2 separate regions of the Mus musculus genome follow, and region 1 is linked to region 2. A link is a loop called in an ENCODE intact Hi-C map of the cell type or tissue named here. Cell type or tissue: heart. All regions are shown on one strand. Links, peaks and the distances in the headings refer to the core of each region. The heading gives the core; the rest is flanking DNA.

Evidence for each region. Hi-C counts contacts between places; a loop is a spot of excess contacts. Peaks named below come from ENCODE experiments on the same cell type or tissue, not always from the same donor. Only the 100,000 strongest peaks of a DNase experiment are listed, where the experiment ranks them.
Region 1: a loop joins it to region 2, with 2.0 times the contacts of the local background. A loop is called at or near these places in 1 of 42 quality-filtered maps.

What each region holds. Positions count from the first base shown.
Region 1 is chr5:113,904,980-113,913,302 of GRCm38, forward strand. It overlaps Coro1c (coronin, actin binding protein 1C), which reads right to left and starts at 3,727. Exons shown (of 11, transcript NM_011779.3): 1 at 3,632-3,727. In heart, for the core only: CTCF peaks have their summits at 3,033 and 3,909; DNase peaks (open chromatin) are centred at 2,152, 3,222, 3,942 and 5,766; H3K4me3 peaks cover 4,693 bases; H3K27ac peaks cover 4,100 bases.
Region 2 is chr5:113,985,788-113,994,110 of GRCm38, forward strand. Ssh1 (slingshot protein phosphatase 1) reads right to left here and starts at 8,003. Exons shown (of 15, transcript NM_198109.5): 1 at 7,877-8,003; 2 at 3,859-3,899. The coding sequence starts at 7,945. Gm52825 (a long non-coding RNA gene) reads left to right here and starts at 4,035. Exons shown (of 3, transcript XR_003955978.1): 1 at 4,035-4,090; 2 at 4,227-4,480; 3 at 4,622-6,447. In heart, for the core only: CTCF peaks have their summits at 1,086 and 5,043 (motif pointing left); DNase peaks (open chromatin) are centred at 1,004, 6,734, 7,504, 8,124 and 3 weaker places; H3K4me3 peaks cover 2,522 bases; H3K27ac peaks cover 3,359 bases.

The DNA of each region.
Region 1 (8,323 bases), core at 251-8,250, 81 kb before region 2:
CTGAGGCTGACTAGAACCAAAAGACAGAGAACACAGTGGTCACCGTGAAGAGACACAAAAACTGCAGCCTTCACTCATTGTGGGTTAAAAAACCGCCCAAAGCTGCAGCTGCTTTGGAAATCACAGTTCCTTTGGAATGGCAGTTCCTTCAAAGAGTTAAATACAGGCTTATCAGATAACCAGCAATTCCACTCTCAGGTCAACACTCCAGAGAAAAGAAAATACATTTTCACATAACGAGTGCTCACAGCCGACTTACTTGTAGTAACTAGCCCAAAAGGCAAACACCCAAATACCCATCAAGTATGAATGAATAAACAAAACATGGTATGGCCATACAATGAAATATTATTCAAGCATAAATAGAGTATTCCACATTCACTACAGAATGCATAAATCTTAAAGTATGCTGATAAAATGAGTGACAAAGACCACCTACTAAAGGCTGTACACATGTCTGTCTGTCCTAGGGTGACATATTCACAGAGGCGATCAGTGGAAGATCACTGAGAAGGAAGAAGGCTTGTGGGAAGCTGTAGTGCCCAGGGCGCTTCTCGCCTGGGTGGGGAAATACTCTCAACTGAGTTCAGTGGTTAAATGGCTGCACTGCTCTGTGACAACCCCACGCCCCCGTGAGCTGTGCACCTTAGGTGAGTTAAGTGCATGGTATGTGAGTCATAGCTCAATAAAGCCTCTGTAAAACAAAAAAGAGCCCACTGTGCGCTGTCAGGGGACGAAGCAGGTGCTAAAATAGTAGTGAGTCTTGCCCGTGAACTTCAGAATCTCAACTAGGGCAAGGAAAACCCAAAAGATTCCATTCCTCAGCATCTAGGTCCTAGGCTGTGCTGAAATATTCATGAAGAATTCCGTGTTTTCATACAGTAGCCATCTCTAGTTTAAAAGACACTGGCAAGTACCAGAAGAGTTCTGATAGCTCCCCGACACAGGGAAGCCATCGGATGGAGCACAAGCCCAGGGGCCTTCAGCACCGGGTCAGTAGGCTGAGTTTGAATGTAGCTCGCACTGGGCCACCCCACCCCCACCCCACCCCACCCCGGGAGAGGTCAGGCACTTCAATTACTCTGTTTCTAAAGCACCGGTTTGTGACATATCAAAATACTAAATGAATGTTGTGCTCTCGTAAAAAAACTGAGTCTTCCACACCCCCACTTATTTAGCTAAGAAACTAATAACATCATTTCAAACATTCTATCACATAAGCACTAGAGCGACTCCCCACACAGCTGGAGTGGATCCCAGAAATAATGTTTAAAAATGGTATTTAGCAATCCGGAATCTAATCCTAATTTATACACAGACACAAATACTGATTAGCGTGATCTGGTCGGAATAACAAATAACCATGAAAACTCTAATGCTTCTGCAGTGACATTTCTCCAGGATATTTATGTTAAATAAATTCATGACACTTAAGAGACTGGAAAGATGTGACTAAGATTAAGTTAGAAGCACTTGCTGCACTTCAAGAAAACCCACGGTCAGTACTCCACCTGGGCAGGTGGCTCACAACCCTCTGCTACTCCAGCTCCAGGGAATCTCATGTCGCTGGCCAGCAAGGGTGCACATATATGCACATAACCACCAACAACACCAACACACACACACACACACACACACACACACACCTTAAAATAATAATTTTTAAAAACCTTGTAAATTCATCAGGCTTTAATGTACTGTCCACAAGTAAAATACACATGCGCTCGCGCACATGCGCACGCACGCACACAAACACACACACACAGAGAAAACATGTTCTGATTTCTTAAAAAAGTATGTGTCTGTGTGTGTGACTGTCAACTACCAAAAGACAGAGCACTTGTAGAGCTATGATATAAAGCAATTCTGCTCTACCACATTTTTTTTCCTGTTTATATATGTTTCAGTTCTAGTTACTATTGCTGTGATGAGACACCAGGACCAAAACAGCTTGGGGAGGAAAGGGTTAATTCAGCTCACACTTCCACATCACAGTTCATCATCAAAGGAAGTCAGGACAGGAACTCTAGCGGGCGGGAACTTGGAGGCAGGAGGCTGATGCAGAGGCTGATGGAGGGGTGCTGCTTACTGTCTTGCTCCCCATGGCTTGGTCAGCCTGTTTTCTTATAGAACGCAGGACTGCAAGCCCAGGGGTGGCCCCGCCCACAATGGGCTCAGCCCTCCCACCATGAATCACCAATTAAGAAAAGGCCCCACAGGCTTTTCTATAACCTCAGTCTCACTTTTTCTCAACTGAGGCTTCCTCCTCTCTGATGACTCTGGCTTGTGTCAAGCTAGACAGAAAACCAGCCAGTACAATATGTAACCGCCGCCTAGATTCGATGTTTAATGTCAGGCTGGCTATCCAAACATCACTGCGTGTGACACACACTCCCCAAGTCTCCCTAGGTCAGTGTTCTCTAACATGTCCAGAACCAAGCACTGTGTTCAGCTGCTCTGAAGCTGCGGACAGACAGGAATATGAACTACCATTTGCCTTCACACCCGAGAAGGAGGCAGGAAGCAACTACTTGTACTTCATCATGTTCTTCCCTCTACTAGCAGGCCCTGGTGTCAGGGTGCTGCCAGACAAGGACAATAAGACGCTTTATTATATAGGGTGACTAAGAGCCTCGCAAGTACTGTTTTAGAATATAATCCCGGTAGGGAAGGCCACGGGATGGGAGTACAATTATTTCGTGCCAACCATTTCCAAAACTAAACATATTGTGGCCCTGCGAATAAGCACGCTCTGCGGTCAATTCTCTTTCAAATGCTTACAGGAAGCAATTCCGGGAGAGACGAACAACTTGCAATTTGCTTCTCACTCTGAATCCCACGACCGAAATGTGTAGAGCAAGCCGTTCTGACACCACAAAACAAGGGCAGCCTACATGAAGGCCAAATATAGGATGTGATTCTAAACCACGACGGAGAGAAAGCCTGCATTTCCTTTTCCAGCCTGCAAAAAAAAACCCTTTGAACACTCCCAAAAAAGGACGTCGGGGCCGGCACCTCCCTCCGGGAGGAAGCCCCTTTCTTCTCCGAAAGCCCTGCAGCCGGCTACTTCCCCCCAGCTCATTCACATCACTGGAGATAGATAGGGCTGCTGTGCGTACGCCCGCCGGGGGACCGGCGGCAGAGCTGGGCTGGGCGTCCCCACCCTCCACCTCTGATGTCATCCTAGCCATCTCGGCGCGGCTGAGCCCCACCTGCCCCGCGGGTCACTAGGTTCCGCACCCGGGACAGGGTTCCTCCTCCAGGCCACGCCACTGCAGCCCGCCCCCGCCCCAGGTCTTCAGGGTCCAGGAGGCCATGCACTGCGAGCCAGGCGGAGCCCCGCCCGGGCGCGCCCCGCACACCGGGGGTCCCCCGCGGACCCAGCCCCACGTGAGCGCTCGGCCGCAGGCTCTTCGCAGCGCTCAGACACCGCCTCACGGCTGCCGGGCCCACGGCTGCCCGCAGACGGCCATTCCCCAGCCGCAGCGCCCGGGGCATGCGCGTGCGCCCCGCACCACTCGGCGCCGCCGGCTCCTGTCAGCCGAGAGCTTCACACGCGGGGTCCCGGAGGCCGGCCCGCCCGCCCCGGGCTCGCTCCGGAGCTGCCCCGTCCTGAGCGCGCGCTGCTTACCAGAGCCCGGGTGCCTGAGGCGCCGCCGAAGTCCCTGCTGCAAAGCCCCGCGAAGCCTCCAACCGCTGCCGCCTCCCGCCTGGCACTGAGCGCCGCGCGGGGGAGGGGCGCGGCCGCCGCTGCCCAGGCCTTCGCGCGCGCGGGCCCCGCCCCCGCGCCGGGGCCGCGCCCAACCAGCGCCGCCGAACCACGCTTCACCACGCCCACTTCCGGAAGGTCCCGGTTAGATGCCCGGCTCTCCTTAGAGCGCCCCCTGTGGTGGCGCGGGGAGGTGCAAGGAGACTCGGAGCCCACGCCCGCTTTCCGGGGCACTTGAATGGCCGGGTGGCCACGCCCACGGGCTCCTTCCAGCCCCACCCAGGTCTTTAGAACCAGAGCGGGCGTTCTTAAGCTCCACCCACGGCCCTGCAGAGCCTCTCTATGAGGATGGTCGTTTGAGCGCATCTAACTGCCCACCGAGTCCGTGAGCAGGGCTTGGTTTCCCCCCGCCCCCAAAACCTAGCTTCCCCCAGTTGAGCGCCGCAAATCCCCGCTCGGATTTCCTGAAGACCCGGGGAACCTATGATCATCCTATTTGCTGTACCTCAAGCCCCGCCCACAGCCCTGAGCGTACTTAAACCGTAAGCCCCGCCCCAAGTTCTTAGCCCCACCTCCATCAGGGCTGGTTCAACCCTCTCACCCACGCTCTCTCCCACTACTCTCCAGGGCAGGGTGGCAACCCTTGGGCTGGACCACACCTATGAGAGAGAGCTAAGGAGAAGCAATGAAGACTCCCTGGCTAAAGTCCCTCCATATGAGCACGTGGATATGTGTCCTAGCCCTGTTACTCTCAAATGAAGTGACCCAGGGACCATTTCACTCACCTCTTTGGATTTCAGTTTCCTAATCTTGAGTGTAAGGTTATCCCACTATTAGCCAAAGCCCCTTCAGAAATATCAAGCTTTGAAATACCAAGATCTAAGGAAACTGCGTCCAGAGATCTGGGCCAGCTGAGGGGTTGGGCCATTTATTTCCCAAAGCAAGGCATCTTTACAATTCGCAGAGGGATGAATTTTCACTTTGTTTTAGCCTCAGAGATGTCCAGGAATCTGTGGTCGGCATTCAGTGGTAGAACCCCTGAATTCTTGTTGCAGGAATTAAGATAAACTGCCACCTCAAAACAGAAGGCACACGCCTTTAGTCCCAACACTGAGGAGGCTGAGGCAGGTGGATCTCCGTCAGTAGTTCCAGGCCAGCCTGGTCTACATACTGAGTTCCAGGACATCCAGGGATATGTAAAGAAACTCTGTCTCTAAATAAGTAAATAAAATAAAATTAGGCAAAGTGTGTGTGTGTGTGTGTGTGTGTGTGTGTGTGTGTGTAAATTATGTGTTGTGTAAATCTAGGTCTACCAGAATGAAGCAGCTTGCTCAGCAAGTTTTTACTCTCTGCAAAGCTCAATTTTTAAAGATTGGTGTGTTTATTTTACGTGTATGCCTCTGTGTATGTAATTACACCACCTGCATGCAGTGCCCTCATAGGTCAGACCAGACTGAGCTAGCCTGAATCTGGAGTGTCCGCAGGCTGTCAGAGGACTACTGTGGTTCCGGGAACCAGGAGTCCTCTGAAAAAGCAGGAAGTGCTCTTGATTGCAGAACACCTCTCCAGCGGGAGCTAGGTTTCTTTATCTGTGACTACAATAGCAGCCCCTCCCAGGCAGAGCTCAGTTTCTGGCTTCTCTCTCTCTCTCTCTCTCTCTCACACACACACACACACACACACACACACACACACACACACACACACGGCACCTATTGCTGTCAAGGCAGCGACTCAACTGTATGGAGAGTGGGTTGTGTTTTGCCTCTAAGCAGCTTATGCTAACTGGAGGGACTCAGTACTTCGTACCCGGCAAGATTTGCCACTCCACTTAAATGAGGTAGAGGCGGTAATGCTCCTGTTGCAGTCACCAGGCATATGGTGATGTAGAAAAACCAGTTGCTTTTGTTATGATCATTATACTTAATTAAACAAGGGGACAGACAGTGGGGGCTGAGTGTGTCGGGGAGTCCAGAGAGCACAGACTGCTTGAGAGAGAACTGAGAAATACAGAGAACACGAGCCACGCCTTTGGAAACAGAAGCCATCCAGCTGATGCTGCAGAATTGTCAGAAATTCTTTCAGCAACCCAGTGGCCATAGAAAGACTTCCCAAAATCCAGCAATAAAGATGAAGACATGGAGACTTGGAGGCATTGACTTGCCAAAAATTACCCTGCATGGACCAGGTAGAATCCTCATCTGTCTGACAGCACAGCCTGCTCTCTTAGCTGGTTAGTGATTACCCGGACGGCCTCAGGGGCAGGGGACGGAAGAGAAAAACCATGGACTTTGGATTCTGACAGGCTCGTTTAATTAAGAATGAACTTAAGTCCTTGTGTTACAGATATTAGACAAATCAGTTTCTCTTGTCTTATAGAGGTGTGTGTGTGTGTGTAGTGTACATGCAACTATGTGTGAAGTGGGTGTATGCATGCTGAAATCAAATGAGGACATCAGGCACCCTGCTCTGTCAATTTCCACCCTATTCTATTGAGACTGAGTATCTCACTGAACCTGAAGCTGGGCTGGAACCCTTCAAGAAGCCCCAGAAGTCCTCTCTACACCTCCAACAGAGCTAGGCGCTGGGGGGTGGGCAGGGCAGGGGCAGGGCTGGGGGAACTGCAGCTGTCTCCAGCATTTAAGATAGGTACTGGGGATTTGAACTCAGGTCATAAAGCTTGCACAACAAGAGCTCTTACCTGCTGAGTCCCATTTCTCTACTTTTTCTCCTCTCTATATAAAAATGCAAATGCTTCAGGAAGTAATTTGGAGGAAAGAAGAGTTTGAGGTTTCGTTTGTTTGTGACCATGAGGCTCTAGCCCAGGGCCTCTACCAGTGAGCTCACCCCAACCCTCCCAAATACCCCGACGCATGCATGTTGAGCACAGATACCTGTGCACATGAGGAGGCCAGAGGACAACATTGGAAGTCTTTATCACACCCTACCCTATCTCAAAAAAAAAAAAAAAAAAAAAAAAAAGCTTACCAAGTATTGACTACTGTTGTGTAACAGTTTCCTCCAAGATTGAAACATTTCATTCTTCTGGGAAGCTCCTTAAGCAGAAAGATAAACAACTTACAATGCTTCAAGGAAGTCCCTGAAACTGACCAGATTCATTTGCCCCACCCTGCTGGAGTAAGCAATAAAAGTGTGGTGAGTTTCTCTCAGCCAAGCCCAGCTACAAAGAAGACTCTGAGATCAGACCAGCTGCCTGGAAGAGGTTTAGACCAACCCAGGCACCTGGAAAGAGCACTCTAACCTGTCGAAATACCTGCAGGCTGTGCAGTGTGTTCCAGGTCCCCAACTTTGTGAGCTGTCATCCATGCTGGAATGGGCTTTGGTGATGTAGCTGTCTGTACTAGCTGATTTTGTGTGTCAACCTGATACAGGCTGGAATTATCACAGAGAAAGGAGCTTCAGTTGAGGAAATGCCTCCATGAGATCCAGCTATAAGGCATTTTCTCAATTAGTGATCAAAGGGGGAGGGCCCATGGTTGGTGGTGCCATCCCTGGGCTGGTGGTCTTGGGTTCTATAGAAAGCAAGCTGAGCAAGCCAGGGGAAGCCCTCCATGGCCTCTGCATCAGCTCCTGCTTCCTGACCTGCTTGAGCTCCAGTCCATGACTTCCTCTGGTGATGAACAGCAGTGTGGAAGTGTAAGCTGAATAAACCCTTTCCTCCCCAACTTGCTTCTTGGTTATGATATTTGTGCAGGAATAAGAAACCCTAAAACACTGTCTTTGAGTCCTTTCTGCTTCTGTAAGTAACCCTTCACACATATTCCTGTATAACCCCAATAAACCTCATTGTTCACCAAGCTGACTTTGGTGGTATCTATATTTGGGTCTGTCTTGGGTTCCCTATCTAGGATGCATAGACATGTGTGTTCTCCCCGGGGAAAAGTTTTGTCACACAACAGCTCAATTGGTTGGCCATCCAGCTCTAGGGGTCTACCTGTCTTCACAGCCTAGCTCTGGAATTAGAGGTGCATGCTACAAACTTTAATTTCTGCACAGGTGTTGGGAATCCAGGTTCAGTTCCTCACACTTAAGCACTTTACCTGCTGTGTGTGCTATCTTTCCATCCATCCGTCCTCCCCCCCCCAGTCTTTGAAGGATGAAATTATAAGTAAGGTACCCAATTCCCATAGATGGCACCACAGTGCAGGTCTCAAGAGCTGAACTTCCCGCTGCTGTCTGTTTCTGCTCCTAGTTTTATCAGATTTCTGAGTTCAAGGCCAGCCTAGTCTACAGAGTGAGTTCCAGGACAACCAGTGCTATACAGAGAAACCCTGTCCCAAGAGAGAGAGAGAGAGAGAGTTATACTGAGTCGGAGAACAACTGTGCTGGAGTCGAAAGTCCCACCACATGAACCTTAGCATGTGAGTTCACAGATGTGGAACCCATGAAGCATCGAGGATCAACCACGTATGTGTGAGGACATGTATCAAACTCCTGTTCACTGTGGAAGCACCCTTGCGTCGCAACAGGAGAAGCTAGGTGAATACACTTCAGTGCTCTAGACTAGCGATGTCATCAGAGAAACAGGGTGTGTCTAGCTGCAGGAGACATACTGCACCCCATCCAAGAAGCAAAGATGACTCCCAGACCCAA
Region 2 (8,323 bases), core at 210-8,209:
TCTAGGGAGTGGGATGGTCTGGGGGATGCAAATGAGCAGTGTCTGTGAAGAACAGCAGCCAGAGGCCAGACCTGGACCCAGAACTTCCTTGTTAGAAAGCAGGATGTTGTCCTCTGCCTGAAAAGGGAGGTGAACTGTCAAGGCTCTGAGTCAAGAAGCCTGAGAGGCAGGCTAAGAGGAAGAGCAGAAACCAGAACTCCCTGCTGCACGCCCGGACCAGGAGAACTCAGGACCCCACTCCTGGGGTTCTCCCTGGGGCCACAATGACTTTGGGATCCTGCTGTGAAAAGGGCTTAGCTCTTCCTGGATGGATCTGATAGCTCCTGGCAGCAAACTCAAAGAGGAGTTCTAGGTTCTGGTCCTGGGACTGCCTAAAGCCCTTTCAGTCAGGTTCCTTGTCTGTGGGTCCAAAAGAACTGACTCATCTGGACAGACTGACTGGACCCTGGGCTACCAGCCTGGAGGCACAACGCTTGCTCGAAAGTTCTCCCCCCTCCCCCCACGGCTGTCTTTGTTTTTAAGCAGGGTCTTGCAATGTAACCCCAGTTGCCCTTGAACTCTGTAGGCCTCAGAGAGCTTCAGTCTCTAGAGAGCTGGGGTGACAGGCCTACACCACCACACACAAATACTTCACTGGAACACAGAGGTGTCAAAGTACAGAGACACCAACCCCCATCCTATGTCAGGCCTCCCCAAAGTGCCAAACCAGGAAACTTTCTCTTTTATTAGTGAGAAGGGACCACAGACAGACACAGTTTCTTATCACAGTTCTAAGTTCTCGGCTATAAAACATCTTCAAGCATCCTGCTAATTAAGGGCAATTAAAGACAAAGCTAGCTCAATGCTCTCCCTGGCCCAGTGCCCAGAGAGGAAGGGATGGACGGGTGGAGGGTAGAAGGAATTCTGACCCCAGGGAAGGGTCACAGGAGCAGGGCACAGGAAGCTGCAAAGGCTCTGGGGGCCCCACCACCCTCATCAAGTTCTCCTCCCAGTTCCGGGCCTGCACCCAACACGCAGATTCCACTGGCTCTCCTCCTACACACACAGCCTGTGCAGCAAAAAGCAGCCCATTACTGCCCCCAGGAGCCAGTGTCTCCGGCCCTGGAACCTTGACCTGGGCCACAAGCTGCCTCAAAGCCAGGCATGAAGAGCCCTTTACACAGTCTACCGTGACTGGCAAGGCTCTGGTAGCTGTACTCTCCATCACTTTGTTTTCTGCAGGTCAGGGCTCCCCACCACCACCCACGGCATCTTCACAAATAGCATGTTTCCCGATCAAAGTGAGAGGCTTCCTTCCATCACTCAAATGCACACAGTCCAAAGACAGGCCAAACGTGTTTCTAGAGCTTCTTCAAGAGTTTGGCAGGAGCCGGGCGTGGTGGCGCACGCCTTTAATCCCAGCACTCGGGAGGCAGAGGCAGGCGGATTTCTGAGTTTGAGCCCAGCCTGGTCTACAAAGTGAGTTCCAGGACAGCCAGAGCTATATAGAGAAACCCTGTCTTGAAAAACCAAAAAAAAAAAAAAAAAAAAAAAAAAAGTGTTTAGGCAGAACACGGGAGAGCATTACTGAGCACAGCACTCAAGACAGTAACTAAGCACAACACTGGGCACAGATAGCACTTGGCACAGTAACTCAGCACAGCACTCAGTGGTGTGAATTGCCCTGCTACTGTTGTATTTATTCTGATGTTAATTCTGCTTCCCCAAAGAACAGTCCCTCTTGAGGAAGCAGATCTAACCCTGATCATATTCATGTGATCTCATGTGAATTTTCTTGCCATTCTAGCTACTCAATAAAAGCTAGACCCTATGATTGGGCAGTGGAAGGGAAAGGTGCAACAAGAGGTTCTGGAGAGTGATGGGAGAGAGTACAGGAAGAGGAGGAAGCCATGATGGAGCAGAACCATGTGTCCAGGAGAAACCACAAGTAGGGAAGGGTCTTATAGCTGGGGAATAAGTTAGTAGTTAGATCTGCCCAGTCTAGGCATATAGCTAGACTTCAGATGGGCAAAGAGAAGGAGGTCTGAATTTTTGGCAAAAAAAAAAAAAAAAGTCCAGATGACTTTGGTGTCCCCTACAGTAACTGGTGACTAATATCTTTTTTTGTTGTTGTTTTTCAAGAAAGGATTTCTCTTATGGCCCTGGCTGTCCTGGAACTCACGGAACTCACTCTGTAGACCAGGCTGGCCTCAAATTCAGAAATCTATCTGCCTCCAAGTACCAGGATCAAAGGCGTTTGCCACCACACCCACTTGGTGACTACATCTTATGGGAATTTTACAAAATGTATTATCATTTCATGTTTCTAGGGATTTTGCCTGCATTTATCTCTATGTACCTATGCACACATGATGACCAAGGCCAAAAGAAGGTGTCAGGTCATATAAACTAGAGTTACGAGTGGTCGTGAGCCACCACACTGGTGCTGGGAACCAAACTCAGGTCCTCTGCAAGAGCAGCCAGTGTTCTTAACTACTGAGCCATTTCCAGCCCTTAAGAACTGTCTCAGTAGGGAACTGCAACCCTATAGGTGGAACAACAATATGAACTAAGCAGTACCCCGGAGCTCTTGTCTCTAGCTGCATATGTATCAAAAGATGGCCTAGTCGGCCATCACTGCAAAGAGAGGCCCATTGGACTTGCAAAGTTTATATGCCCCAATACAGGGGAACGCCAGGGCCAAAAAGGGGGAGTGGGTGGGTAGGGGAGTGGGGGTGGGTGGGTATGGGGGACTTTTGGTATAGCATTGGAAATGTAAATGAGCTAAATACCTAATAAAAAATGGAAAAAAAAAACTGTCTCAGTGAGCTCGGCTACCAATCAATCCCAATCTCACACGACACTTTTAATCCCAGCACTCACTCAGGAGGCAGAGGCAGATGGACCACTGAGTTCAAGGCCAGCCAGGTCTACAGTGAGTTCTAGGACAGTCAGGGCTACACAGAGAGACCTCATTTTGAAAAAAAAAAAAAAAAAAAAAAAAGCAAGCAAAAAGAAGTGATGTTCTGACTTCAAAAGTAGCAGCTTGTCCAAAGCAGAATGAAAAAACAGAGGGCATAGTACAATGATTGTTAAACACAGACAGGAACTTCTGCAAGAAAATATATCAGGGGCGACGAGAGGGCTGAGCGGGCATAGGACCTTGCTGCCAAGCCTGAGGACCTGAGTTCAATCCAAGGGACCCACATGAAGAAATGAATGCTCCAAACTGTTCTCTGATACACACACACAGACACACACAGACACAGACACGCTCACACACATGTAACAACAACAAAGGAAATGAAGGGCACAGAAAAAATACAGTTATTTGCCTCCTTTTGCAAATGACATCCCATATCAAGGCAGTTACAGGCTGCTGGTGTTTAGTGGTAGAGCCTTTGCTTAGCCTGCTTGAGACCCTGTGTGTGCTCAGCAGTTCTTCCTCCCCCTAAGCAGGGAGTAGCCAAGCACATACGATTTTTACTTAATTGTTCATTTACTGTGGTGCTGCGGATGGACCCAGAGCCTTGTACGTGATGGGCAAAGGACACATCCCAGGTTTTTTGTTTGTTTACTATGTAGTCCAAGCTGGCCTTAAAACTGCAACCCTGCCTCATCAGCTCCTAGAATCACAGGTATGTACTACAACCAGTAATCTCTACAGTAGTATTTCACCACGGAGCTTGGGCTGGCCCGGAACGTGCTATGTAGAGCAGGCTGGCCTCGAACTCAAAGAGATCCAAATCCCTTCTGGTAAGATTACGAGCTTGTAGCTTGGGCTTCCATGAAGACACGGTTATAAAACCATTTTTCAACCGTACAACAGTGCTCTTCACCTACTTCCCGGACCTAAGGACAAACGCCAAGTGGACTTACCTGAGGTTCAATTTCCGTTCTTCATCGCTGCCAGCCTCCAACTACAGGGAAAGAGAGAGAAAGTGTGTGACCTCACAGCCGCCACTATTAGCTCTGACAGCAGACTCCCCGGTGCCCGGCAAAGATAAAGGCATCCAGGAAGGAGGCTGCCGTGTTCGAGACACACCCCCTGCCCTCTCCATGCCAACCTGATGTGTTGTTCCTCTGAGTCACTCTCGCTCCACATTTTCAGGTTTCCTAATGTTTATCCCTATTTCTGTCTCAGCCGCCTGAGCCGAGCCCCATGGGCTCTGTTTCCCAAGGCTCTTTCAAGCCCTAGACTAGACAACACACTGACTCTGAGTCTTATTCTGGTTTTGTTTTTACAGGAAACGGGATTACCGTCTTAAGAAAACCTATTTCTTTGTGGAGCCAGGCACACCAGCAAGCCCGAGGAATACCACTGAAAAACTCCATCCCAAAGAAGGTCCACACACCTGTCACCCTGGCTACTTAACAGGCTAAGGCAGGGGAACCGTTTGCCCCAGGGATCTGAGAGCAGCCCAGATAACACAGCAAGCGGGCATGTCCAAAACCAAACTGAAACGAAAAGCCACGCCAGACAAGACTTCGGCCATGGAAGGTATCCGGGCATTGAATTCTAAATATCTTAACCCCATCACTACTTACTCCCCTCCCCACCTCTCCTTTCTGGGCAAAAACACAAAATGAGAAGAAAACACAAGGTGGTCCAGGAGGAGTTGGCGTGTTTTTTTTTTTAAAGCACCCACTGTGTGGAAGAGAACATCAGAGCAGTGTGACAGCCAGGACAGACACAAGACTGACTGGGGACCAGCCAGCCAGCCAGAGGTCAAGGGCAGCAGGAACTGGATCCAGAGCTAAGGTAGGAAGGGAACTGGGCAGTATGGGATATACATCAAGAGGAGACCATTTCCACCAAGAATGAGTATTCCATAAGGTGTCCCCCTTATATGAAGAGTCTATGTACAACTTTATAGATGTACACACTGGGAATGGACCGCGTTGGCTCCTGGGCTGTAAAGGAGAAGGGAAAAACCAGGGCAGGCCCCCCACACATTGCAGCACTAGACAGAAGCAAACAGCAGCAGCGGATCACCACATGTAAGGACTCCTTCAATAAGGGCCACTGGGGCATTTTTTTGGAGGGTGCTACTGGCATCTAGTGGGCGGAGCAAGAGGATGCTGCTGAAGGAGAAGCCTCCACCTCTGAGTCTCAGGGTCAGCAGCGAGGCTGAGAAGCCCTGGTCCCAAGTGCCTGGAGACTAGCCTGTGCCCATGAAAAACAGACCTTGCACATTGGTCCAAAACAATGTTGCTATACACCTAGGGGAAACAGTTTATGTATCTCTTTCTCAGCTCCCCTTGATCTCACAAAGGAATTCAATAAGGTCAACAGGAAAAGGACAAATACGAGATAATTAAAGATCCAGAAAGTATGGGGAGGTGATGGGGGACAAAAGTAAGAGGACAAGATTGCTGTGGGACCAAGAGCTGTGATTTCCCTTGGTTTCCCAGGCTTCACTGCTAACCTAGCTCTGTCAGGAAACCGCTGTCTCCCTGACTCATAAAAGAAGTGGCATTTGGATAACAGACTGGGGGAAAGAGGACACGGGCTCCGCAGCCATTGACTTCTTAGTCACCATCTGAGGTTTTCCACTGAAAGGTGATGTAAGGTCAGGAATGCCAGAGAAGCAGAGAGAGACGGCATCATCCCCAAAGAAACAATCCAGGCCCATCCGAAGATCTGACTTGGAGAGAGAGAGGAAGCCAAGTGGGAAAAGGATGGGCGGGAGGCACAGCCAATCGGGATTCCAGTCTCCCAGCACAGGGAGCACCTGCTGTCTACTCTCTCTGCCTTGCTCCTGACCTGGGCACATCGGGAAGGCAGCTTAGCCATCCCAGGAACATCCCAGGTGACAAAGGCATGCTCAAGTTAAAGAAAAGCCATCTGGGATTTTAGGGTTTGTGTGTACTTGCAGGTGTGACTGGTATGTGTTCACATGTGCATGTGTGTGTGTATGTGGCTGCTGGCGATGTCATTGTCTTCCATATTGAGTCAGGGTCTCGCTCACCTTGCCCATTCTTAATTTCACTAGCCTGGCCATGCAGCCTGTACTAGGGGTTTCCTGCCTCCACCTTCCACATTCCTAGGATGTAAAAGTCAAGAGGGCTCTGGGCCTCCTCACACTTTAAACATTGGCTTTCTTCTGGGCTTTCTCTTCTGTTAATTGGTCATTGGGAGATCATCATATAATGATTTAAAATGGAGGCTGGAAGGGGGCTGCAGAAGAGAGCTCCGCAGTTAAAAGCATTTGCTGCTCTTCCAGAGGACCTAAAAGCAGATGCCCAGATCCACAACCTGCAGCTCACAAGCCCCCTGTAAGCCTAGCTCCACAGGATCCAACATCCTCTTCTGGTCTCCGTGGGCACCTGCATATGCCCAGAAGCAGACAGAGAGACAAACGCATGCACACACATGCATACACACCTTAATGTAATTTTTAAAATGTAGGTAGTGTGCGTAGTGCCAGGCACACACAAGGGTCTGGTTCAAACATTTAGTACTAAATAACATTAATAATAATAATAATAATAATAATAAAATGATTTTTAAAATGTCCTAATCAGTGTCCTGAAAAAAATTTACCCCCCATACAATGAATTCTTATAGAAAGGAAAGAAATGATTAGACCCAGTATGGGCAAACCTTGAGACCAGCACGCTTAGAGGGAGAAGCCAGACAGAGGCAACACTGCATATTTCCTGTTATATGAACTACAGCGTAGGCAAATGTAGAGAAGTAGGGGACGCCCCGGGGTGGGGGTGAAGCAAAGACAAGCGGTAACTGAGAAGGGCGGGGCGCTGAAGCTTCGGGACTGAGTGGCTGAGCGGGTGTGTCTACTAACGCTGACTTACATACTTCCAAAAGGTAAAGCCACAGGCTGTGAGTTACATCTCAACTAAAAAAAAAAAGATTAAAAGCCTAAAAATGTGTCTAATACAGGAACTGGAAGCGACCAAGTGTTAAATTCCCATAACATTATGGAAGTTGGCTAGAAATCCAGGCTGAGAGCCAGGTGTGGAAAGCTCTTCTGAACTGACAACATCTGAGACGCAGAGGCAGGGGGCCAGCCACAACTACATGATGAAGGAAGGAAGGAAGGAAGGAAGGAAGGAAGGAAGGAAGAGAATTTCGGCTGCAAAGGCCTGTACTGCCCCTCCCTGCTTCCCTATGCTCCTGTAGTTTCCTAGGAAGAACACAAGATAAAAGGCACTTTGTAAACTGTTGTAGGGGAACCGAGCTGTGTGGGAAGAGAGGCCTTACTACAATCTAACTTCTCAGTTGCCCTGCCTAATTGTGTGCAAAGAGGAGGCAACCAGAACCTTCTGCCTGCAGATAAAACTCATGAAAGAGTCTCAGACAGAAAGGGCCCTGGAGGCTTAACCTCACAGCCATTCTGCAAAGATGCCTGCCAGTCCCCGCAAGACGAGCCCAAAACGCACCAACACGGGCACGCAGGGGTGCTGAGCCAAGTCTCACGCAGACACACAACCCCGGGAGAGGGCCCAGATTCCAGCTGGCAACTTCCTGGGCCTGCGGGGCTAGCCCAGCACAGCGGGGCGTCCCCTGCAGCCGGCTGGGTCATCCGGGGTTTACTCCGAGGCCTTAAGCTCATCAGGGGAAGGGGGTGGGATGAGCCCGGCTGGGGTAGCACAGCCTGGGGCAGGCCGTCCTGAGGACCCGGACGCTCCGGTCCCCATCTACCCCGATTAAGCAGCATGAGCTCAGGCCCCGAGCGGAACCCGAGACCCTGCAGCCCAGAGCCGACCAGAGCCTTTCCTGGTGCCCTGCGATCTGGAAGCATCCCCCCCCGCCCCCCCACCTCCGCGACCCCAGCCCGGCGCATGCTCAGTCACCGGGACGCGGGGACGCCCGCACCCCAAGGGCGGACGCACCTCCGCCTCACACCTTGTGGGAGGGTGCGGCCGGGCTCACCTCGCTGTTGCTTGCGGAGGAAGACGCGGCGCTGGGCGTGGGAGAGCGCTGAAGGGTCACCAAGGCCATCGCGGCGCGGGCCCGGCCCGGGGCCTCCAGCAGCCGGCCGGGCAGCCGCGCCGGGCCCGCCCCTCGCTCCCTCCCTCTTCCCTCCTCCCTCCCGCAAACTCCCCACCCCCCACCCCCTTCCCCGGCTCCGGAGTCCGCCGGGCCCGCAGCGCTCGGGCAGTGATGCGCATGCGCCAGTGACCGGCCTGGGGCGGGCCCCGCCGCGCGGTCACGTCCACTCGCGCGCGCCCCCGCGCTGGCTGCAGCCGCCCGGCCTGGGCCCCTCCTCCGCCGCTAGACTCGCGGGCAGCGTAGGGAAACTGAGGCCTCCGAAGGCAAGGCCAGCAGAGCAAAGCTGCCCAGAGTTTGTAAAAGACTCACTCGTTTATTCTTTCAAGG